Linked DNA regions of Homo sapiens: region 2 is linked to region 1. Evidence: read pairs that join two places in POLR2A ChIA-PET (ENCODE). Cell type or tissue: GM12878. All regions are shown on one strand. Each heading gives the region's core, and the rest is flanking DNA. Links, peaks and the distances in the headings are about the cores only. Region 1 overlaps CPEB3 (cytoplasmic polyadenylation element binding protein 3). Region 2 has its middle 68 kb from the start of MARCHF5.

Region 1 (2,923 bases), core at 284-2,783:
GAGTAGCTGGGATTACAGGTGCGTGCTACCATGCCCAGCTAATTTTTATATTTTTAGTAGAGACGGGGTTTACCATATTGGTCAGGCTGGTCTTGAACTCTTGACCTCGTGATCTGCCACCTCGCCCTCCCAAAGTGCTGGGATTACAGGCATGAGCCACTGTGCCCGGCCTATTATCCTTGTTATATTGACAAATAAATTGAGGTTCAGTGCATTTACACTGTTTGCTTAAGATCACAGCCAGTAATTGGCAAAGTTGCCTCCAGAGCCCATGGCTCCTACTCCCTTGACTATTCTGTCTCTAGGACATCGCTTAATAGTGCAGTGTAGATGTAAGAAGCTGGACTGAATCTGTACTTGACCCTATGAGATACCCTGGAAGCTGTGTTTTTAAAAAATTTTGTATTTGTAGAAATGCAGAAAGAAAAAAATACAGTGACTGTAAGTATGCCACCATGAAGATTCATCGGTTATAATTTTTTCTGTTTTTTACTTTACATATTTTACTTTACATATTTTTTAATATTATGAAATCAAAGTCCCAAAATAGGAAGTGACTTACCCAGGTTCTGGTTGATAATTTGTCACAGAAGCAGGCTTTAGCAGCAGATTGCCTGGATTCAAATTTAATTTGGAAAAAAAAATCAAATTATTCCATACTTTCTGTCTGTATCTCTGCCTTTATCCTTCTCCTTTTTTTTTTTTTTTTTTTGAGACAAAGTCTCACTCTGTTCCCCAAGCTGGAGTACAGTGGTATGATCTCGGCTTACTGCAACCTCCATCTCTGGGTTCAAGCGATTCTCCTGCCTCAGCCTCCCAAGTAGCTGGGACTACAGGCACGTGCCACCATGCCTGGCTGATTTTTGTATTTTTAATAGAGACGGGGTTTCACTATGTTGGCCAGGCTGGTCCTGAACTCCTGACTTTGGATCTGCCCGCATCTGCCTCCCAAAGTGCTGGGATTACCGGCATGAGCCACCGCACCCTGCGTATCCCTCTCCTTTTCCTTCTATTCCCAAGTTAAAGGTGATTGCAAGGAGTTTTATATTTTATGACATGTCTAGGTAATTATAACTTAGTATTAATTTTGCTGGTGGGTTATCAATAACTGAGGAAGAAGTTTCTTACATGAATTCATGGGAATACAAATGATATTAAAAACAAATATGCCTACTCATAATAAATTTTTAGGAAATACCAATATTTTTCAAGTAGTTTGTGTTCCTTTTCCTTTTTTTTTTCCAAGTAGTTTGTGTTCTGTCCATTTCCTTTTTTTTTTTTTTTTTAAAGACAGAATCTGTCGCCCAAGCTGGAGTGCAGTGGCATGATCTTGGCTCACTGCAACATCTGCCTTCCCTGTTCAAGCAATTCTCATTCCTCAACCTCCCTGGTAGCTGGGATTACAGGTGTGCACCACCATGCCCCACTAGTTTTTGTATTTTTAGTAGAGACAGGGTGACGGGGTTTCACCATGTTGGCTAGGCTAGTTTTGAACTCCTGACCTCGAGTTCTCTGCCAGCCTGGGCCTCCCAAAGTGCTGAGATTAGAGGTGTGAGCCACCGCATCTGGCCCCCACTTTCTTTTTTTTAAGACCATCTTTTCAGGAGGTAATATAAATTGTCTTGTTTGTGCTTGCTTTTGAATAAGGATAGTATGACCTAGATTTAAGACTCTTCTCTAGTTGGTTTCTTAACTACTATTTCAATGCAAAACCACTTTAAGGTCTACTCATCCCCACAAACTGTTTCAGAACCTGTTATGACATGGTTGATATGAATGCCAGCAAAACCACATTATCTATTTTCTATTTAAAAGAGGGATTGGTTAGGAAATATTAGGTTTTTGTGCTACTAGAAACGTTAATATAAAACTATATACTTCAAAATTGCATGTTGAAAAGTGGTTAGCCTTGTTTAAACTCTTTATGACCTTGTCGTGAGTTAGTACAAAAGAACCCTCTTAGAAATGTAATTTAGATATCCTCTGACAAAGAAACAAATTTCTACTTACATAGCTTTCTCTATTGGTTAGCCAATTTGATGTATTTTTTTTTTTTTTTTGAGATGGAGTTTCCCACTGTCACCCAGGCTGGAATGCAGTGGCACGGTCTCTGCTCACTGCAACCTCTGCCTCCCGGGTTCAAGTGATTCTCCTGCCTCAGCTTCCCGAGTAGCTGGGATTACAGGCGCCTGCCACCATGCCCGGCTAATTTTTTGTATTTTTGGTAGAGACGGGGTTTCACTATGTTGGCCAGGCTGGTCCTGAACTCCTGACCTTGTGATCCACCTGCCTCAGCCTTCCAAAGTGCTGGGATTACAGGTGTGAGCCACCATGTCTGGCCCAATTTGATGTATTTCAAGGGCTGTATAAGGTGTAATGCCATCCAGTTGGAACTGGTTTTCATTGCTAAGTTGATTTTTTATAGTGTTTTGATCTGCAGGTATCAAAAGATTATGCTTTGTTGCTCAGGCACGGTGGCTCACGCCTGTAATCCCAGCACTTTGGGAGGCCGAGGTGGGTGTATCACCTGAGGTCAGGAGTTCGAGACCAACCTGGCCAACATGGTGAAACCCTGTCTCTACTAAAAAACTACAAATATTAGCTGGGTGTGGTGGTGGGTGCCTGTAATCCCAGCTACTCGGGAGGTTGAGGCAGGAAAATTGCTTGAGCCTGGGAGCTGGAGGTTGCAGTGAGCTGAGATCATGCTATTGCCCTCCAGCCTGGATGACAAGAGTGAAACTCCCTCTCAAAAAAAAAAAAAAAATTATGCTTTGTTTACTGCAATATGAAAAGTTTGAGGCTGGGAGTGGTGGCTCACACCTATAATTCCAGCACTTTGGGAGGCTGAGGCAGATGGATCACCTGAGGTCAGGAGTTCGAGACCAGCCTGGCCAACCTGGTGAAACCCTGTCTCTACTAAAAA
Region 2 (2,923 bases), core at 287-2,786, 130 kb before region 1:
CTGGGATTACAGGAATGCACCACCACACCCAGCTAATTTTGTGTTTTTAGTAGAGACAGGGTTTCTCTATTTGGTCAGGCTGGTCTCGAACTGCCGACCTCAGTGATCCTCCCACCTTGGCCTCCCAAAGTGCTGGGATTACAGGTGTGAGCCACCGTGCCTGGCCAGGATGCCTACTTTTACCACTGTTATTCAACATAGTACTGGAAGTCCTACCTAGAGCAATCAAGATATGAAGGGCATCCAAATTGGAAAGGAAGAAGTCAAGTTATCCTTGTTTGCAGATGATATGATCTTATAGTTGGAAAAACCTAAAGACTCCATAAGAAAACTATTAGAACTAGTAAATTCAGTAAAGTTGCAGGATACAAAATCAACATACAAAAATCAGTAGCATTTCTATACGGCAACAGTGAACAATCTGAAAAAGAATTCAAGAAAGTAATCCCATTAACAACAGCTACGAATACAATTAAATACCTAGGAGTTAACTTATCAAAGAAGTGAAAGATCTCTGCAATGAAAACTGTAAAATACTTTGGCTGAGCATGGTGGAGCATGCCTGTAGTCCCAGTTACTTGGGAGGCTGAGGCAGGAGGATCATCTGGACTCAGGAGGTAGAGGTTGCAGTGAGCTGAGATTGCACCACTGTACTCCAGCCTGGGAGACAGAGTGAAACCCTGTTTGAAAAAAGAAAAAAAAAAAAAAAAGAAAACTATAAAACACTGATGCAAGATATTGAAGAGGACACACACAAAAAATGGAAAGATATCCCATGTTCATGGATTAAAAGAATCAATACTGTTAAAATGTCCATACTACCCAAAGTAATCTACAGATTCAATGCAATCCCTATCAAAATACTAATGACTTTCTTCACAGACATAGATAAAACAATCTTAAAATGTTTATGGAACCTCAACAGATCCAGAATAGCCAAAGCTATCCTAAGCAAAAAGAACAAAACTGGAGGAATCACATTAGCTGACTTCAAATTATATTACAAAGCTATAGTAACAAAAATGGCATGATACTGGCATAAAGACAGATACATAGACCAGTGGAACAGAATAGAGAACCCAGAAATAAATCCATACATCTGTGGTGAACTCATTTCTAACAAATGTGCCAAAAACATACACTGGGGGAAGGAAAGTTTCCTTAATAAATGGTGCTGGGAGACTGGATATCTATATGCAGAAGAATGAAACTAGACCCCTATGTCTTGCCATATGCAAAAATCAAGTCAAAATGTATTAAAGACCTAAATCTAATAACTCAAACTATGAAACTGCTACAAGAAAACAATGGGGAAACTTGACTGGGCAAGGTGGCTCATGCTTGTCATCCCAGCACTTTGGGAGGCTGAGGTGGGTGGATCACTTGAGGTCAAGTGTTCAAGACCAGACTGGCCAACAAAGTGAAACCCCATCTTTACTAAAAATACAAAAATTAGCCAGGCATGATGATGCATGCCTGTAGTCTCAACTACTTGTGGGGGGCTGAGGTGGGACAATCACTTCAGCCCAGTAGGCAGAGGTTGCAGTGAGCCACGATTGCACCACTGCACTCCATCCTGGGCAACAGAATGAGACTCTGTCTCCAAAAAATAAAAAAATAAAAAAATAAGAAAAAAAAGAAAGAAAGGAAAGCATTGGGGAAACTCTTTAGCATATTGGAGTGGGCAAAGATCTCTTGAGTAATACCTCAGAAGCACAGGGAACCAAAGTGAGAAGGGACAAATGGGATCACATCAAGTTAAAAAGCTTCTGCACAGCAAAAGATACAATCAATAAAATAAAGAGACAACCTATAACGTGATAAAATATTTGCAAACTACCCATCTGACAAGGGATTAAAAACCAGTATATAGGCGCAGTGGCTCATGCCTCTAATCCCAGCATTTTGGGAGGCCAAGATGGGTGGATCACTTTAGGTCAGGGGTTCGAGACCAGCCTGGCCAACATACAAAACCTCGTCTCTACTAAAAATACAAAAATTAACTGGGCTTGGTGGTACTGTAATCCCAGCTACTCGGGAGGCTGAGGCAGGAGAATCACTTGAACCCGGGAGGCAGAGGTTGCAGTGAGCTGAGATCATGCCACTGCACTCCAGCCTGGGCAGCAGAGTGAAGGCTCTGTCTAAAAAAAGAAAAAAGAAAAAACCCAGAATATATAAGGAACTCAAACAACTCTATAGGAAAAAATATAATAATCTGATTTTTAAATGGGCAAAATGTCTGAAGACATTTCTCAAAAGAAGACATACAAATGGCAAAGAGATATATGAAAAGGTGCTCAGCATCACTGATCATCAGAGAAGTAGAAATCAAAGCTATGAGATATCACCTCACCTCAGTTAAAATGGCTTTTATTTATCCAAAACACAGGCAACAACAAATGCTTGTGGGGATGTGGTAAAAAGGGAAATCTCATACAGTGTTGGTGGGAATCTAAATTAGTACAACTGCTATGGACAACAGTTTGGAATCTCCTCAAAAAACTAAAAATAGAGCTACCATACAATATAGCAATCCCATTCCTAGGTATATACTCAAAAGAAAGAAAATCAGTATATCAAAGAGGTATCTGCACTCCCATGTTTATTGCAGCACCATTCAAAATAGCCAAGATTTGGAAGCAACCTAAGTTTCATCAACAGATGACTGGATAAAGAAAATGTGGTACTTATACACAATGGAGTACTATTCAGCTATAAAAAGGATATCCTGTCATTTGCAACAACACACATGAAACTGGAGGTCATTAAGTTAGTGAATTTATAAGCCAGGCACAGAAAGATAAGCTTTGCATGTTCTTATTTGTGGGAGCTAAAAATTAAAACACAATTGAACTCATGGAGATGCAGAGTAGAAAGATGGTTACCAGAGGCTGGGAAGGGTAGTGGCAGGGGGTGTGGGGAG

What was found. Peaks named below come from ENCODE experiments on the same cell type or tissue, not always from the same donor. Only the 100,000 strongest peaks of a DNase experiment are listed, where the experiment ranks them.
Region 2: POLR2A ChIA-PET joins it to region 1 with 6 read pairs; 2 of 35 experiments call an interaction of 5 or more read pairs at or near these places.

What each region holds. Positions count from the first base shown.
Region 1 is chr10:92,231,895-92,234,817 of GRCh38, reverse strand. The region is part of intron 2 of CPEB3 (cytoplasmic polyadenylation element binding protein 3); the gene reads left to right. Among named protein-coding and RNA genes, the nearest start is that of CPEB3, 58 kb to the left of the region's middle. In GM12878, for the core only: no CTCF peak of the experiment used is centred there; a DNase peak (open chromatin) is centred at 1,699; H3K4me3 peaks cover 249 bases.
Region 2 is chr10:92,357,515-92,360,437 of GRCh38, reverse strand. No RefSeq gene overlaps it. Among named protein-coding and RNA genes, the nearest start is that of MARCHF5, 68 kb to the right of the region's middle. In GM12878, for the core only: no CTCF peak of the experiment used is centred there; no DNase peak of the experiment used is centred there.